Linked DNA regions of Mus musculus: region 1 is linked to region 2. Evidence: chromatin loops called from intact Hi-C (ENCODE). Cell type or tissue: heart. All regions are shown on one strand. Each heading gives the region's core, and the rest is flanking DNA. Links, peaks and the distances in the headings are about the cores only.

Region 1 (8,748 bases), core at 2,319-4,818, 320 kb after region 2:
AGGGAGTAAATTCAAGTGGTTCACAACCTCCTGCTGTAGTTCCGTAGTACAGGTGCTGTAGTCAAATCCTTCCAGGAAACAGGAGCCAAGAGGGACTAGACACGCTTCACGAGGAGGCCAATCTCTGAGCTGGCTTAATACTTAGTCCAGGGAGGAGGAAGGAGAGGTACTGTAGGTCCAGCAGGAACCTGCGCAGTGGAGGAAGGCTGGCATCCCGGAATCAGAAACAGCTCATTCAAAAACTCTGAGGCATGACAGAGCGTTGCATCAGCCACCAATTTAGCTGTTGACCTTGGGTGGATGTGTCCTGCTTGTCTACGAGAGGGAACAAAACAACAGGGCTGCCAACAACATGGGTCTGCAGTGATAGTGGACGTGAAGGACCTTGGAAAAGCTCTCGCAGGCAAGCTGCCTTGCTGACAAGCAGGCTGGAGTCTCAGCTGTGTGTCCAGCTCAGCACTGCACTGGCAGGCCCGAGGAGAAGAAGCCAGGAGACTGGCTCTGCCGAAGGGTTAGAGCCAAGGAAAGGGGTGGGTTCCCAGGGTGGCACCTCCTCTGGTTTAAAGTCCAGTCTAGGATGGGGCATGGCGCGGTGCTTGGGTGGCTGAGGTAGGCAGGCAGAGTTCTGTGAGTTCAAGCTTAGCTTTGCCCATATAGAGAGAGTTGCAGGCTGGCCAGTGCTACATAGTGAGACCTTGTCTCTGAACAGACAGTCAGACAAATAGACAAGCAAACCCCAAAATCCTGCACAGAGAGGGACAACTCCCTTCTAGTTAACAGCCTGGCAGCACCCTGCTTAAGTTCCCCACTACCCTACAAACCTCCTTTTACTGGGGCTGGAGAGGTGGCTCAGCCTACCCTTGGAGAGGACCTGAGTTCTGTCCCCAGCACTGATGTGGTGGTTTGGGACTTTCTGTAACCCCAGATCCAGGGGATCTGACTGCCTCTTCTGGTCTTCTTGGACACTAGGCATACATGTGATATATTTATACACATAATTTTTTTTTTTATTAAAAGACTTAAAAATCAGCCGGGCAGTGGTGGCGCACACCTTTAGTCCCAGTACTTGGGAGGCAGAGACAGGCAGATTTCTGAATTCAAGGCCAGCCTGGTCTACAGAGTGAGTTCCAGGACAGCCAAGGCTACACAGAGAAACCCTGTCTCGAAAAACCAAAAAAAAAAAAAAAAAAAAAAGACTTAAAAATCTATGTCAGCTAAAGTAAGCTCTCATTTCCTAAGCAACGAAAGCGAAGGATTTGGTAGATACAAGAAAGATGAAGAATCTCACCTTTTCCTTTCCTTTGTCCAATATTAGAGTGTAGCTGGTATGGATCCTCCCACATGGAGAGCTCCGCTCTACCACTGAACTCTATGCCCAGATTTGGATCGCTGCTATGCCCAGCTCTGCCTGGCAGCAATGGCTTTACTATAGAGCAATCACTGTGTTTGCAGGTGACTGAGCCTAGCAGTTGTTTCTAAGCAATGCCCACTATCAAATACAGATCTGCCGTGTTTGCTCACAGCTCGCCTCCTACTCCAGTTTCCCTCTGTGTACACACAGGACGTCTGGCAGCTCAGCCGGTTAAAGGCGGTGCTTCTCATCAGATGTGGGAGACGGAAGACAATGGGTTGGTGTGTTCTGCATCCGAATACTCTGGAAGGTAAAGGAGCAAAGGAGTGGCCTGTGGGGACAGCTTCCTCTCAGCTGCAGAGTTGGTGGGACACACACAGACCTGGAGTCCCTAGCAGGGGAGGGGGAAGGAAGGAAGGAAAGGATGAGTTCCAAGACTTGTCAGAGCTAGAAGTGTCAGAAGCAGAAGAAGGGAGAAAGTAAGAAAGAGGGAAGAGAGGGAGGGAGGGAGGGAGGGAGGGGAAGGGAGAGAGTATGAGTCAGTTTAGAAGCTGACATTAATGGCCTTGGTGCCTGTGCAGAATATAGAGTCACTACCAGGGCAGGGAACAGAAGAGACTGAGCAGGCTTGGGGGAGGAGTAGAATGATCAGTTCAATCTAGGACATTTGTTTATTAGTTCCCTGGGCAGTACTAGGTGGCAGGTACCGTGACAGGAACAATCTGTTAAGAACAACCATGAAGTGTAAAAACAAGGCCCCCCACTCCCATGGAGCTTGCATTCCAGAATGGGACAAACAGTTTGAATAAAACAGAGTGAGTACACGAGCCCACATGGAGTCACCGAAGCCATGTGATCAGGGTGCTGCCAGGGCAACCAGGCAAAGCCCAGCCAAGAGCCAGACCTGGAGGTAAGAAGATGCCAGGCTCACTGTGGCAGTGGTCCAGGATATTTAAGGGGAGGAGCGATCTGGGTCGCTCAAGTCCGAGCATCAGCGCACACAGTACAAAATTCACACTGCAAAATACATACCAAATATAATGCTATTTATAGAAAGATCAAGAACACACAAAACACTAAGGGTAGGCTAGAGGAGGGCAGGCTGTTTAGGTGACGTGTTTTTTTTTTTTTTTTCCTATTTAAGCTCAGAGCTGTGAGATGTAATATGTAATCACCATACATGTTTATACATGGAAATATTACAGAATGAAATTCTTAAAAAGATCGGGAGCTCAGGGTAAATGTACTTGCAGCCAAATCCGACAACTTGAGTCCAATTCCTGGGACCCGTGAGGCATGGTGGCTCATGCCTTCAATCACAGCACTCAGGAGGCAGAAGCAGGTAGATCTGTGAGTTTGAGGCCAGTTTGGTCTACACAGTAAGTTCCAGAACACCTAGAACTACACAGAGAAACCCTGTCTCAAAAAACAAGTCAATTCCTGGGACCTGCATGATGAATAGGCAAAACTGACTCCTGCAAGCTGTGCTCTGGTCTTCACCATTAGACAGTGGCATGTGTGAACCCATGACATCCCTTAAAAACACACAATAAAAACCACAAAAAACAGCTGGGTAATCTCAGCACTGGAGAGGCAGAGGCAAAAGGATCAATGTGACTTCGAGGTTATCTTGGTCTACATAGAAAGTTCCAAGGTGCTGGGTAGTGGTGGCGCACGCCTTTAGGCCCAGCACTTGGGAGGCAGAGGCAGGCGGATAAAATGTGAATTTGAGGCCAAGCTTGGTCTACATGGCAAGTTCCAGGCAGTCCAGGACTGCAATGTAAGACTGTCTTAAAAAAAAACAAATCACACACACATAAACATAATTTTAAAAAGAAGAAAAAGAAGAAGAGGTTTGGAGCATAGGGCATGGTTACACACTCAGTTTCCAGCCTCTGAGAAGGACCAAGCAGCTTTGACCAGTTTGCTGGTCATCCTCTTATTATCCTGAGCAGCCCTTCGGGGCCTGATCCCGCCCCGCGTTGCACGACCGCCACGCCCACATCCACCTGCCGTCCAATAGGCGTACGGGATCCGGGCCCACACCTCCGCCGCGCCGCGCCCCGCGACGTCACGGCCCGGCCTCCGCCACGTGACGGCCGCGCGCTAGGCTCTCTGCCTAGCGGCTGGAAAGCGCCGCAGAGGCCGCTGACTGGCCGGGCGCGACGCCGCGGAGGGAGCCGGGCGCCTGGGCCTCCCGCGCGCATGGGCGCGTCGGCGGCTGCCTGAGGAAGGCAGCGAAGCCAGCGGAGCTCAAGACCTCGCGCGTCCCACGAGCGGCTGCGGCGGGCCGCGGAGCCGGCGCGGCCATGGCGACGGGCACTCAGCAGAAAGAGAACACGCTGCTTCATCTCTTCGCCGGCGGGTGAGTCTGGGGCCCGAGCTGCTCTCGCCTCAGCCCCGGCCTTCTCCCCCTGCGTGCCGTGGCCTTGGGAATCCGCGTTTCCCGTCCGTCGCGGACTGGGGTGAAGCCAGGACGGGCAGCCCAGGAGGGTCGTGGCTTCGGCGTCCCCACCGCGGGGTCAGCCGGCACGGCGGCTTTCCACCCGGCGCGTCCGCGGTCCCATCCCCCACCCACCGGCCGCCTCTCGCCGTATTCTCCTTTTGAACAATTCCTGGCTGGTGTGACTGTCACCAGGGGCGATCGCGCCGAGCCCCTGTGGCTCCGGCCTCCTGGCGTTTTCCTGATCACGCTGCGGTCACTCACCGCTGCAGAGGTGCGGATGCTGGAGGTCCCGGGGCAGCTAGCCCAGGAGGTACTGCGCTGGGTCAGAGCTGCGGGCAGGTGTCGCAGGGCAGCCCGTGGCCTGCCCTGCGGAGTATGGGGGGTTGGGGGGGAACGGATGCTGGTCTGCACCACGTGGGACGGTAAATGGGGACCTCGGAAGGTTGGTCAGTGCTAATCGATCCTAAAGCACCTTTCAGTGATTTTCAGTGGAGGAACACATCATGATAGGAGGATACAACTAGGAGCTGAATTAACCCCCTAAAAAAACGAAAGTTTGGGGTTTTCTTTTTTAAATAGTATTTTTCTTTTCCTTTTGTCATAGCTGCTAGTGGCTTGGGACCCTTTTGGTGCTGGTTTTTCAAACTATCTATGGAGCTGTGTCCCCAGCCCTGGGGTCATGAAGAGCTCTTTGAGATTTAGCCCAGCTATTTAAGTTTTACATAACATGCAGCGTTTTTCCTGTGTTATCATCTTCACTTGAGAACTATAACTGGACCTAAACAGTTCCATATACTAGAAAGTAATGGTTAATGAAAGGGTTATCCAGAAAATAACGGTGATGAAAGGGTTTCTGGTGCCTTGGTCCTTTTACCTGGCAGGCTGGCAGTACCTTTCACCCGTCAGATAGCTTTAATGGTTGTGCCTAGGCAGGAGGAATTTCTTGTTCATCCATTTCTGTCAGGCCTTCATTCCTCCTATCCATGTCTTCATTGGTATTAACCTTTGAGAGTAAGCCTTAGAAGGCACCCTCACTTTATATAAATGTGTCATCCCAGGGAACTTAAAGTCTGTTAGGCATATTTTTAAAGCCAAGAGAAATAAGTTTATACTCAATGGGTTGTTTTGTTTGTTTGTTATACTTTTTCTTTTCTTTTCTTTTTTAACTGAGTGGTCTCTTATGTTGTATGTCTGCCTGCTCTTAACTGGGGGAGTTTCAGAGTGGCCTGTGTTGAGGCTCACTACTATAGTTGATGACCCTGTCTGGATGGATTTCCCTGCACACCCTTCACAGTGCCCTCTGGCTGCCAATTCCAGCCTCTTACGTGCTGATAGAGAATACTGCAATGGGCAGTGAGGCTTGCGGGACTCATTAAGAGGCAGGGAGTTTATTAGTGCTGTGCCTGAAGCAGTGGTGTTTAACAAGTTCTGGTTCCTTCATTAGCCATTTAAGATCTCTGTGCTTGCAGATGAGAAAAGAAATGAACCCTCAAAAAGCTGCTTTCAGAGCTCTAATTGGATTTTAGCCTAAAACACCTTTTAAGGTAGAGCATGAAAGGAGTCAGTATAAAGAGGGCACAGACTATAGTTAAAAGTTGTCAGCCCAGGGGTCTGGTAAGCCCTTTCCTCTGTTGTTAGCTGGCATCTCTCCAGAGAGCTAAGTTCAATGCCTTTGAGAAGTCTGAGATCTTGCTTTTAAAATCTGTTGGTTTCCCTTGTTTGTTGAATAATCATTGAAGGCTATGTTCCCAAACAGATTTAACGATATCCCTGATTATAATAATATAAACAAGTTTTGTTTTTTGGAGACAAGGTCTAGAACTCACAGAGATCTTCTGTCTCTGCTTCTACCTCCCAAGTACCACGATTAAAGATATGTGCCACCAGGTCCTGGTAATACACTTCTACTAGCTATCAAAGGCTTATAAATTAATATAACCAGTGAAAATCTATTTTAGATCCTGGAAAAAAAACAGACTGCACCAAAACAATTCATAGTCTTTTTTGTTTGTTTGTTTGTTTATTTTTGGTTTTTGGTTTTTCCAGAGAGGGTTTCTCTGTGTAGCCCTGGCTGTCCTGGAACTCACTCTGTAGACCAGGCTGGCCTTGAACTCAGAAATCCGCCTGTCTCTGCCTCCCAAGTGCTGGGATCAAAGGTGTGTGCCACCACTGTCCGGCCAACTCATAGTCTTTAATTTTTTTTTTCTTAAAGGAACAAGTTTCTGGATTATTTCCCAAGATTATTTCCTATATTAACATATACTAGTCAGATTTTCAGTGTAGCATGTTGCCCTCAGAGAAGAGAACAGAAAGGCCACCACAGACCAAAATCTAGAAATAAGCACTTTGGGAAAGGTTCCGAGTGTATATATGCCCCAACCCAATTTTATACTAACTTTAAATATAAGATTGAGTTGTTTCTGTTTGTTTATTTTGTGTGAGCAGGTCTGGAATTCACCGTATAGCCCAGGCTAGCCTCACACTCCCAGCAATCCTGCCTTAGCCTTCTAAGTACTAGGATTCCAAGGCATGAGCCACGTTGCCTGGCTGGCTAAAGCCCCTGCCTGCTCTTCACTTTGTTTTCTTCATAGTGATGTATTGATTTCCATTGTAGTGTATTTCTGAGTACAGTTTACCTTTAGTACATCTCTGTTTAATATTCAGTCCCAAGTTTATGAAGAGACCGGTGAGGGCAAATCCAATTTTTAAGCCCATATGCGAGTGGGTATCCGTGAATAAATACACCATCACAGAGTGAACGGCATAACTTATAGCAAGCTCCTAAACACACCGATGACATCTTTCTAATCGCCACTTTGTCCCTTCTCGTGCGCTAGAAATCATACCTGTGGAGATACAGCTGCTGAGCCAAAATATCTTTTAGATTTGATTTTATGTGTATGGCTGTTTTGTCTACAGCTATATTTATGTATTACATATAAGCCCTATGCCCATCAGGGGCTAGAAGAGAGTATTGGATCCCCTTGAACTGGGTCACAGATGGTTGTGAGCGGCCATAATCAAGTCTGGTCCTCTGGAAGAGCGGCATGTACTCTTAACCACAGAGCCATCTCTCTAGTCCCAAGCGGTCTCAGCATTTTCGTTTGCCTCCTAGCGTGTGCTGCATCTGTGTGGATGAGGTTCGTTCTGGCATTAACAGTACCTATAAGGTTTGTGCTTTCCTCAGTGTCAGTGTTGTCAAAGCACTCAGACATTGTTACTCTAACAAATAAAGATAGAACTTTAATTTCTTTTGAAATCCCATTTTTTTTAATGATGATTCTTAATGTTTTAACCTTCCTTGTAACCCACCACCCACCAGAGGTAGTGGGAAAAAAAGGATTGGGGATTGGGGGTGGGGGTGGAGGGGATCTTTGGAGCAACTCTGGTCTGTGTTGTCTGGAAATCAGCAATTCATATCACAGGTTAGCAGGCAGCAGCAGCTTGATCAACTCACAAACACCTCATTGGCTACACCAGCAGTCCAGTTAGGTAGAGTCAGGTTAGCAAAGAGCAGTGACTTGACCTAGCAGAGACAGCCAGGCCTCAGCCTTGGCACAAGTCAGCAGGAGAGACCAGCAGGAACACCAGGAGAGGTTCTTGGCTGTGCCTCTCAGGGAAGTGAAGATCAGTGAAGACGTGAGACCCACAAGCATTACACAGCTACCTCTATAAGCAAGCCTAGGTTAGCCTTCACCACTGTCCATCAAGACCTATTTATACCCTTCAGTGTCCGCTCCAGTGAAACATTCCTTCATGAGTCTGCCTTAGCCTTTCACACCTGTGTCCACTTTAACTACATGTTTTTTTGGTTTTGGTTTTGGTTTTAGTTTTTTGAGACAGGGTTTCTCTGTGTAGCCCTGGCTGTCCTGGAACTCACTCTTGTAGACCAGGCTGGCCTGGAACTCAGAAATCCGCCTGTCTCTGCCTCCCAAGTGCTAGGATTAAAGGTGTGCACCACCACTGCCCAGCCTTTTAACTACATGTTTGCTCCAGCAAAACACCATCCAACCAACTTTCCAAAGAACCCTTAAGTTTCCACTTCATAAAGACTACCATTCCTTTCTGTGGTTTAAACCATCCCATTAAGAAAAAAGGACAGGTGTAGTCTACAGAGCAAGTCCAGGACAGCCAGGGCTTCTGTTACACAGAGAAACCTCATCTGGGGGGTGTTAAGGGGGAGATGGAGGGAGAGGAGGAGTCCACTAGATTTCTCCGAAGTGGCCCTTACTTGTGAATTGATTTGCTTTCAAGGGCCTGGGGGACTTGTGTTCTGGTAACAGTGGCACCCTTTGCCTGCAGTGCTACCAAAGAGTGGTGACTAGATCTGCTCTGTGCTGGAGATGACTGGACAGCTGGATTAATCTATGGTAGATTCAGAGATTGACAGTCTGCATTAGATACTTTCAGTCTTACTATTTATGGTGTGGCTTTGTGTAAATGTTATCATACTATACAATTACATGACCTTTAAAATATTTTTTAATAGGGGCCAGGAAATAACTTTATTAGTAGATTGTGTGTTTATTATGACAGTGGCCCTGGGTTCTTGGTTCAATCCCCAGCGTGCTCCAAAAAAAGGCTTTTAATGGGAATATAGTAGATCTTTAAGGTCTGAAAATGTGTAGCCCCTGATATTTTCAGAATATATTGTCTTCCCACAGATCATTGACAGCAGCTGACAGGTGCACTCGGGCACTATGTTGCTACCAGTTTAATCCTGGTTACTTTGCAGCATTACAGAGATGGCTGTTCCCTTGTCTGGGACAGTGTAGAGACCATTCAACCTTACCTGCAGTCTGAGGATAGAGCTCACTGCAAAGCAGTGCTAGCAGACACAGTCCTTGGTTGCATCCACTGTACTACCCAAGACCGACAAACAGTAACACATGCTTACAGGAATTATTAAGCAAAGATAATGAGCAATATTTTGATCAGGCTATGTATATAC
Region 2 (8,748 bases), core at 2,559-5,058:
TCTGAAGCAATTGAGAACACAGAGAACAAGACATACAGCCTCTAGCTTCCCCAGCAGTGACTAAGGGACCTCTTCGCTGGATGAAGGCACCGGTGTTCTGTGCTGCACGGTGGCCTCCTCGTTCTTTCTACTCTGTTCTTGTCAACTCCACGCTGAATGCTCAGCTTCCTGTCTGCCCGTTTCTGCCTCCATTCAGGGCTAACAACACCTTAGGCGTTATGTTTTAAAGATTTACTGGTTTCATGGATATGCGTGTTTTGCCTGCATGTATATACGCACACCACATGCAGGCCAGAGAGACTGTCAGGTCACCCAGGAGTGGTATCACTTACAGTTCAGGCAGCTGTGAGCCGCCACGTGGGTGCTAGGAACCAAACCCAGGTCCTCTGCAAGAGCAGCAGATGCTCTTAACTGCTGAGCCAAATCTGTCTCTATAAAATACCGTGCTCTTGGTTGCAGTCCCTGGCTGGGGAGCACAGGGGTCAGTGACGTATCCCTGGAAAGTCTACTGTCTGTATGGGCGTGGCCATAGGGAGCACTTGGTGTAGAAATATGTGTGTGCATGTGTGCTTTTTAAAATTACACTTATTTATTCGTGAGGGAGGGCTTGGATGTCCAAGCACACATGCGGAGGTCAGAGGGCAGCTCGTGGGATTCCATTCATCCTTCTAATTACTTTAGACTATTAAAGTTCTCTCCATCTCTTAAACTTTTTGAGACAGGGTCTCATGCAGACCCGGCTGATGACTGGACGGGGCCTCTCCTCTTTAAAGCTCTGGATCTGAAGCAGGAGGCTCAAGAATTAAGGTCTGTCTGTCTAACTGGAGGAGGGCTAGTACACCACACCCCAGCAGGTCTCTCACTTGGAAGGGCAGCAACATCGCCTCCACGAGTGCCTGGGTCCCTGGTTTGCGTTTACCTGGAACCTGAGGGCAGCTCTGCACTGGCTTCCTCCCTTCTGAGGCAGCTACGGACTAAACTCTACTCCATTCCAGATCTTTCTCTTGAAGCCCCAACTTTCAGAACCTGAGGCTAGGACTGTATGTGGAGACAAGGTTCTTCATGAGTTAACTGGATTCAAATGAGGCAGCTGCCAGCTCGGGTCCACATCTAAGAGCACTGAATTCTGTAGGAATAGATTTGACACCGACAAGCATCTGGGACATCCTTGTAAGCATCTGAGGAGACAGTGCCATCTATGAGGGAAGGACAGAGGACCCAGGAGAACCTTCTCACCCACACCTTGAATTTCCAGCTCCTGGGCCATGAGGGAAGAACTCCAAGCTGTTGGGCTGTTGGCGTACCAGGTTCTGGGAGGAGCCACTGCCCCAAGCTCTGGGAAGCATAGTCCCCAAGTCCCAGGGATGAACTAGAAGGGCCCAGAGAAGAGAAACTGGATACAATGACACTTGGCTTTCCCCAGTTAAGGCCTTAGGGGACCTCTCTACTCATTGTAGTTTGAAATTCCCAGGGACATGAAACTAGTTGTGCACAGCAAAGAGGCAAGCCACCCTCACACTAGGAATTCCTATGATGGTCACAGGCAGGTGGCTGCCCTCAGAATAGCAATGTGCTGGATGCCCGCTAGAATCAAACCCCTTGGGCATCCCAGCTCAGCCCCTGTGAGGAACTGTTACAAAGCGGAACACTTTTCTGTAAGGACATCCCTACTCCCGCTTCACAGAGTTCAGTGGAGAAGCCGCCCACTGCTTTCTTTCCAAAGAACATCTGTAGCCTGTGTCCAGGCCCCAGCCCATCCCACTAAGGGGCCCAGGCTCTAAGTGGGCTCCAGGGATCATTTGTGCTGTCAGCTCCTCCCACAACCAGATCCCTATATTTCTCAGTTCCTCCAGATCTCTCCGGTTGGCAACTGCTGGGTAGAAAACAAAGAGGGGGTCTTCCTTCACCCTTGTAGGCGCCAAAAGGCAGTTTCTGGTTTAAGGACCCAGTGTCTGTAGAAAGCCTTAATAGAGGAAACTCTAAGGCAACAATGTTTCAGTTTACAAAAACCCTGGGGAGGAGCCAGTGGGAAGCCGGGCTGAACAGAGAGGCTGCAAAGGGGCAGCTTCTCCAGGACAATGGCCTCCCATTGTCCCTCTCATGGGGCAGAGCTAGGATGTGGGAGAGGTTCATGGGGGTCAGTCTCTAGGAAGGCCGACTTGAGGTCATTCTGCGGCTTCAGCTGTGGGAGCTGTGGGGGGGGGGGGGAGGGGCGCCCTGTGCAATACACAACACACCTGGTGATGCTCCAGTCCCCAGCAGACGGCCCTGCACACCTAGGCCCTGGCCGTACTGGCCTGAAGAAAGATAAAATCTGCTCCACAGATTTGGAAGGATCAAAGGTAGTAGCCTCCAGGGCCTCTCCTGGGGCCGCCCCTGGGGCCTTTGCCCTGGGGTTCCCATGGCTAAGACTTTACCTGTTATCTTGAAAGAAAATAACCTTGGGTAGAACAAAAACCAGCTCCAGTTTGGAGGCACTGAGGCCCGGGAGTATTGCTTAAAAGGCTACTGCTCAGAGGCTGCCCCTGTAGAGGGGATCACGACTGGACTGCCTGCCTTACTTCCTATCCAGCACCTTCCCTAAGCAGCTAAACTTGCAGAGGCCCAAGGTAGGGTGGGGCCATAGGATTGGCTTCCTGAGTTACACTTTCACTTAACGGCTAACCGGAGGCTGCTCTGTTCTAAGTACAGAGACCTCCCCACTCTCAAGTCTAAAAAGGAATTTCCTTTTGTTTTATGAATTATGATTGGATCTCCCATCTCAGTCCCCCTCTGCCCCCTGACACCGGCTGTGAACTGGTGGTACTAAAGGTTGTTTTGCCTGCAATCCACTTTAGCATAGCACCCCCCCAACCCCCCTCCCCAACCTGGAAGGGATCTTTCTTGTAGGGATGAAATGTCCCATGGTGACACAGGACTTAAATCCTAGCCCTTCCTAGGTAAGAGGCAGGCAGATCTACAATAGGGAGTAGCCAAGACTACGCCAGTCATAGTGAGACCTGTCTAGAAAAAAGGAAATGTGGAAAATGTTCCTTTCGTACAGCCTACTCCCCCCTTATCAGTGCTCATAACAGCTCTAAAAGCCTCAGGTCTATAGACCCCAACAACAGCAATGGCACGTGGAGGTGAAGTAGAGAACCTGACCTTGATTCAAAGCCACTTTCCTGGGCTACACAGTGAGTTCTAGGCCAGCCTGGGCTACAGTGCTAGCTAGACCTTGGCTAGAACAAAAGCTAAGCCGGGCATGGAGATCACTCCTGTAACCCTTGCACTTGGGAGGTGGAGGCAGGGAGAACAAGAGTTTGACTGCTCACAGGGCTACACAGCAAGTTTGAGCCAGGTTTAGCTAAGAACCTGTCTTAGAAAACACAAACAAAACAGATTCTCTCTCCCATCCATCTCACCCCAGTCTCTAGCACAAGTCTTAGAGAGGACTCTGGGACACCGAAGGAAGAACGAACCCCCAAATCCAGCTCTGCCCTTGAGTTGGCTTGAGTTTGTGGCAATCCTCCTGCCTCAGCCTCTTAAGTGCTGGGATTACAGGCATGCGCTACAGTGCTTGATGGATGCCACCTTTTCATTATGTTGGGACTTCCAACTCCCCACAAAGAGTTTCTATGACCAACTTGAGACACAAGACTCTTTCTTCTCCATTACCCAAGGGGGCGCCAGAGGCAACACAGCTGTGGTCACAGTCACTCACAGACGGCTGGAGGCCAGCTCAAGTCAGGACCCTTACCTCTAACCCTTGGAGATAACACTCACATCCCACCCCTATCCACAGGACTCTAGAACTGATCTGGCAGAACTGAGGTGGGGGTGGGGGTGGCAAGCCAGCTTGTGCTGACTCTGGGGCCCTTGCCAAGGTGAGATTGGAGACAGCTTCAGGGTTATCTCAGTTGCCATAAAGGGTGAGTTCAAGACCCCCTGGCAATTCCAGCCCTGGCCACAGGGGGGCGCTGTAACCAACGGCCACAGAAGCACATTCTTATGGATGTACAGCAGGAATGATCAAAGCTGAAGTAGGGGCTGGAAGGGTAGCCCTGATAAGAGCAATGGCTGCTCCTACAGAGGACACGGGTTCAATATCCAGCTCCCATATAGTGGTTGCCGGCAAAACGCCCATACAGAAGAGAGAGAGAGAGAGAGAGAGAGAGAGAGAGAGAGAGAGAGAGCGCGCAAAATGCCTGGCAGATGTCACTTTGCCATGTCAACTCCAAAGTACTTCTGAAATCTGCCAGAGTGCAGAACTTGAAACCCTTTGCGGAAGCGCCAGATGAACAAAACCAAGGGACATTCTGCAAGTCACCACGTCGAACTCCTCACAACGCCAGTGTTACGAATCCAGTACAGTGATCCGTTCAGTAGCCTCAGCACCCAGGAGCCAGGCAAAGGGTTTGCCCTGAGTCGGAAGCTAGCTTAGGCTAAATATGGGATTCCCGGCCAGCCTAGACTACACACAGACTAAGGCGCTGTCTGAACGAAATATAAATCAGAGCTTTGGGCTACTTGCCTGGGTTTCACCCTGATGCTCAGCAGTGCATAGAACGTTTAATGGAGACATACCTGCAATCATGGCACCCTGGAAGTGGAAGCAGGATCGGACTCAAACAGTAACAAAAGTAAATGAACAGTCAATGTTGGGCTAGCAAGATGGCTGGGGGATAAAGGTGCATACTGCCCAAGCCTGCTGATTCAATCCCCAGAAGCCACATAAAGATGGAAGGAGAGAAGTGACTCCACAAAGCTGTCTTCTGACCGCCACACACGGGTGCCGTGACACACGTAATCCCTGAACGGTAATAATAAGTACAAATAAGGTCAGCGTTACGAACCAAGATGGCTGGAGAAGTGGAAGAATGGAGGGATAAAAAGACATGAAAACCAGGTCAATGTGCAAACCAGAACTTTCCTCAGAAACACTCTAAGAGTCCTCAGAGAGACAGAGGTTCGAGAAAGTCTACTCATCAGGTGACAGTTGTCGTCCTGGAGCTTGTATAGGTCTGTGCTCCTCTGTTGGAGAGCCACACACATAAGCATTTAGAGAGGAGAAGCATTTGTGTCTGAACAGAAAGAGCAGAAGGCGATAAGGTGCTAACATTTGGGAAATTTGCAAAGCTAAAAATAAACTTTGCTCAAGTGGTTATTCCAGCCAGGTAGACGCATAAAGGGCCAAGACTCTGGAGTGGGCCAGACTCAGTGTCCACCCCGAGCCTCCCACGTTCCAGCTCTGTGGTCTGGGGCCATTTGTCTTCTGTGAGTGGTGGGTGACTGTCCTGTCCACCTCTGGAATTCTGGGTTTCATGCCTGTAATTGGTTTTGGAGATGGAATTTCTCAGGGCTGGGGATGTAGCCCTCGCCGGATGTAGCCCTCTCAGGATGTAGCCCTCGCGCCAAACCCCAGCGCTTCTAGAAAACAGGCAGAAAAAGTCTCCTGGGCTGGAGAGATGTTTCAGCGGTAAAGAGCACTGACTGCTCTGCCAGAGGTCCTGCAACCACATGGTGGATCACAACCATCTGTAATGGGATCCGATGACTCTTCTAGTGTGTGTCTTAAGTCAGTGACAGTGGATTCACCTACATAAAATAAATAAATCTCTAAAAAAAAAAAAGTCTCCCTTTGGTGCCACACTCTACTATACCAGTTAAAATTCGATTCAGAGCACTGACCACCGGCGTGTAAGAGACGCATGACATTCTGGATGGGACAGAAGTCATGGAACTCACTGCTCCTCTATCGCTGGACACCGAAATCAGTTCTAATTCTCGATCTGGCAAAAAGCTCCTTACCAAGTCCTGAGAATGCGGTGTTGTGTGAGCTCTGTGTTATCTCCTTAGGCTCTGGTCACTAGGATTACAGGACCCGAGGGTGTGCACTGGAGCTTCCTGTAAGGATTACTCTGGTTTACAAAACCAATAAAGCAGGCAGTTCAGCTTTGCCAACTCTTTCCCATTGACATTCTCATTATTTTTCTTCTAGTTCAATGAGAAAAATGGTTCTCTACTATTCTTGTCACCTCCTAGTAACTTTTAGGGGGTCGGGGGAGACGGTCCCATGCAGCCCAGCCTGGCAGGCTGACGTCCGAGTTTATATGACGCCAATGTTGACTTTAAACTCCTGATCCCCCTGCCTCTGTCTCCCCTGGGATGATAGGGATGTGCCATCAACCCTGACTGTCCTTAAGAATTCTTCACAGAGATATCCATTTGTGCTGTTAGTATTTTAAAAATCCTTTGCAAGGTTGTAAAGTCTGCAAGAAGAGCCGGGATAATCAGTGGGCGTGGTAGCACACGTGGTAGCAGCCACGGGAGCCAGAGGCAGGAGGTTCCAGGCCAGCCAAGGCTATACAGGGAGAACCTGTCTAATAAGTATATACACAGACACACAGTGAGGGTTCAGGTAGGCCGTGTCCAGGAATGAGAATTCTTCCACAAACAGATCCGTCAGCAACAATAACCTAAGACTCCAAGGTTATACTGTGGAGAGCCCCTAGCAACCAGCGTGGGAGGATCTGGGTCAAAAATGAACCTGCTGGGCAGGTTCTAGCAAGTCTCCTGGACACAGCCTGCCCTAGGAAGACTTCTCCAAGCATCATAGAGAACCCTCCCAGAGGGTGGCTGATGCAGACTGAGCGGAGAACTCCCAACTCAGATGGGTTAGGGAACTCATCTTCTGTAGGGACCACACAGAGGGTTCTGTTTCTTTTGCTTAAAAAATATACTGTCGTCATCGGGGTTTAAAGGAAGGCAGCAGAGGAGAGATCCTTGGAAGAAAGGTCCAACCCTGGGCTCCCTTCCCAGTGCCTGTGACCACCTGGCATCACACTTGTGGTGTCTCACACAGTCAGTGTCTGCTGCATGCTGGAGGGGAGAGAAACCCCAGACTCCTTCTCAGTAGGTCCCTACCTGTAACATGGTGACATGGCACAAAGATTTTGCTTGGCAAGTGGAGAGGAGGGCTCTTTCGTTTCTTTAGGACCGGCTGGTCTCCTTCCAACAGCTACAAGAACAGGAGGTCAAGTGACTCTTCCCAGCTTGTGGCCTCTGCGTGTGACACCCAGGTGACCTGTCTCTACCAAAGTGCTGACTACCCGCTCGGCCCTTGGAAAGCATTCAAGTTTTTAATAGAAGGGACCTATAATTAGGGCGGACGCTGGTGCCTTGAGCTGAGGCAAAGAGACAGGAAACAAGCCTTAGGCTTCCTGCCTCAAATTCTGCGCAGACTGCCGAGAATTTCAAACTGAAACGACAGGAGGGAAGGCTGGCCTCTGGGCACAGCTTTCTTGCTGACAAGCGTGAAAGAAGAGTGGACCAGCATAGTGCAGGGCCTTGGGCTTCCCCACTCTCAGGGACTCCAGGTGGCTGACAGCCTGACCCTGACCTGAGTTCTCGACAATCAAGACCACATCGAGTGACCTGGAGAGATGGTTGAGAGCATGGTTAAGAGAAGTGATTAAGAGCACTTCTTGCTCTTGTAGAGGACCTTGGTTCAATTCCCGGCACCCACATGATGGTTCACAACCATTTGTAACTCCAGTTCCAGGGGATCCGATACCCTCGTCTGACCTACGAGGGCGCCAAGTACACATACACGTGACACATACACATACATACATGCAGTCAGTTCACACACATAAAATAAAATGAATAAATCTTTTTTAAAAGCGTCTAAGAAAGTGCAGGTAATGGGGGCCTGAAGTTTATAAATGTCGTGAAAAGCTTAAAGAAGCATACCTCTGTGCATTTTACAGTTGGCACACTATCGTCTGAGAGTGGCTGGACGCACCACAACCACTGTGGTATAGAATTGGAAGCTGTGGGCTTTTAGGCCAGGGCAGCCACCTAACTCATCTTCTAGCCTGCAGACTGGAACTTCTCTCCATGGGCAGCAGAGACTGCCAGATCGCGGTGAAGTAGGAGGCAAAGGGCACAGACTGTCTCCAATTCCTTTCTAAATGGCAGACCTCTTCCTATGGGCAAGTTCTGCACCCACCCACACCTTGCTGGGAGATTCTGGCTGGGGCAGATACAGAGACCACCCTCTTCAGAGACGCTCAGACAGGTTTGGCTCCAACTTTTTGGGCAAGTTGGGCACCCTTCCATGGTTCGGGGATGCATGTGACTGCCAGTAGGACACACCACCTTGACACCTAGATAGGGAAAGCACGAATGCCACAGCACAGCACGCAAGGCCCGGGACCCATAAGCCTGGGTCTGGGGCCTGGAGGCAAAGCCGGGTCTCCTACTCACCTGATGAGGTGAAAAGCCCAGATTAGGTGGTCCGTGGAGGGCCCGCGCGTAGTTCGGACGATGCTGAGGTATAGGTAGAGGGCGATGGCCACCGTCCAGAAGAAGGAGCTGGTGTTGGCGAAAGTAGAGAGAGCGCCCTGAAGGACGCAATCCCACGAAGTGCCCGCAAAGTCCTGCAGCACTCCGTAGAAGTACGAGGCAGCCGAGAGCAGGTCCGCTAGCGACAGGAAGAGTAGCAGGCGCCGCGCCCGGCTACGCAGGTCAGGCCACAGGGCGTGCGTGGCCACCAGGAGGCCCGAGCCCAGAGCTGACAGCGCACACGACAGCAGCACCACCGCGCGCTCCCACGGCAGCAGCTCGGTGGGAGGCGCGGGTGAGGGCATGGTGGGTTGGGGACCAAGGGCAGACAGCCAGGGTGCACAGGCCTAAGGGTGCCGAGAGGTCGTGGCCAAGCCGAGCCCGCGGTCGCCTCTGTCTGGGCATTTGGCGCCCGGGCTC

The links. A loop is a pair of places that touch in the nucleus more often than their neighbours do. Peaks named below come from ENCODE experiments on the same cell type or tissue, not always from the same donor. Only the 100,000 strongest peaks of a DNase experiment are listed, where the experiment ranks them.
Region 1: it touches region 2 in a loop (2.9-fold over the local background); 1 of 42 quality-filtered maps calls a loop at or near these places.

The regions. Positions count from the first base shown.
Region 1 is chr4:149,768,968-149,777,715 of GRCm38, reverse strand. It overlaps Slc25a33 (solute carrier family 25, member 33), which reads left to right and starts at 3,449. Exons shown (of 7, transcript NM_027460.2): 1 at 3,449-3,716. The coding sequence starts at 3,661. In heart, for the core only: no CTCF peak of the experiment used is centred there; a DNase peak (open chromatin) is centred at 3,415; H3K4me3 peaks cover 1,448 bases; H3K27ac peaks cover 966 bases.
Region 2 is chr4:150,087,639-150,096,386 of GRCm38, reverse strand. Gpr157 (G protein-coupled receptor 157) reads right to left here. Exons shown (of 4, transcript NM_177366.3): 1 at 8,251-8,748. The coding sequence starts at 8,633. Among named protein-coding and RNA genes, the nearest start is that of Gpr157, 4.5 kb to the right of the region's middle. In heart, for the core only: CTCF peaks have their summits at 3,722 and 3,928 (motif pointing right); a DNase peak (open chromatin) is centred at 3,916; H3K27ac peaks cover 46 bases; H3K27me3 peaks cover 732 bases.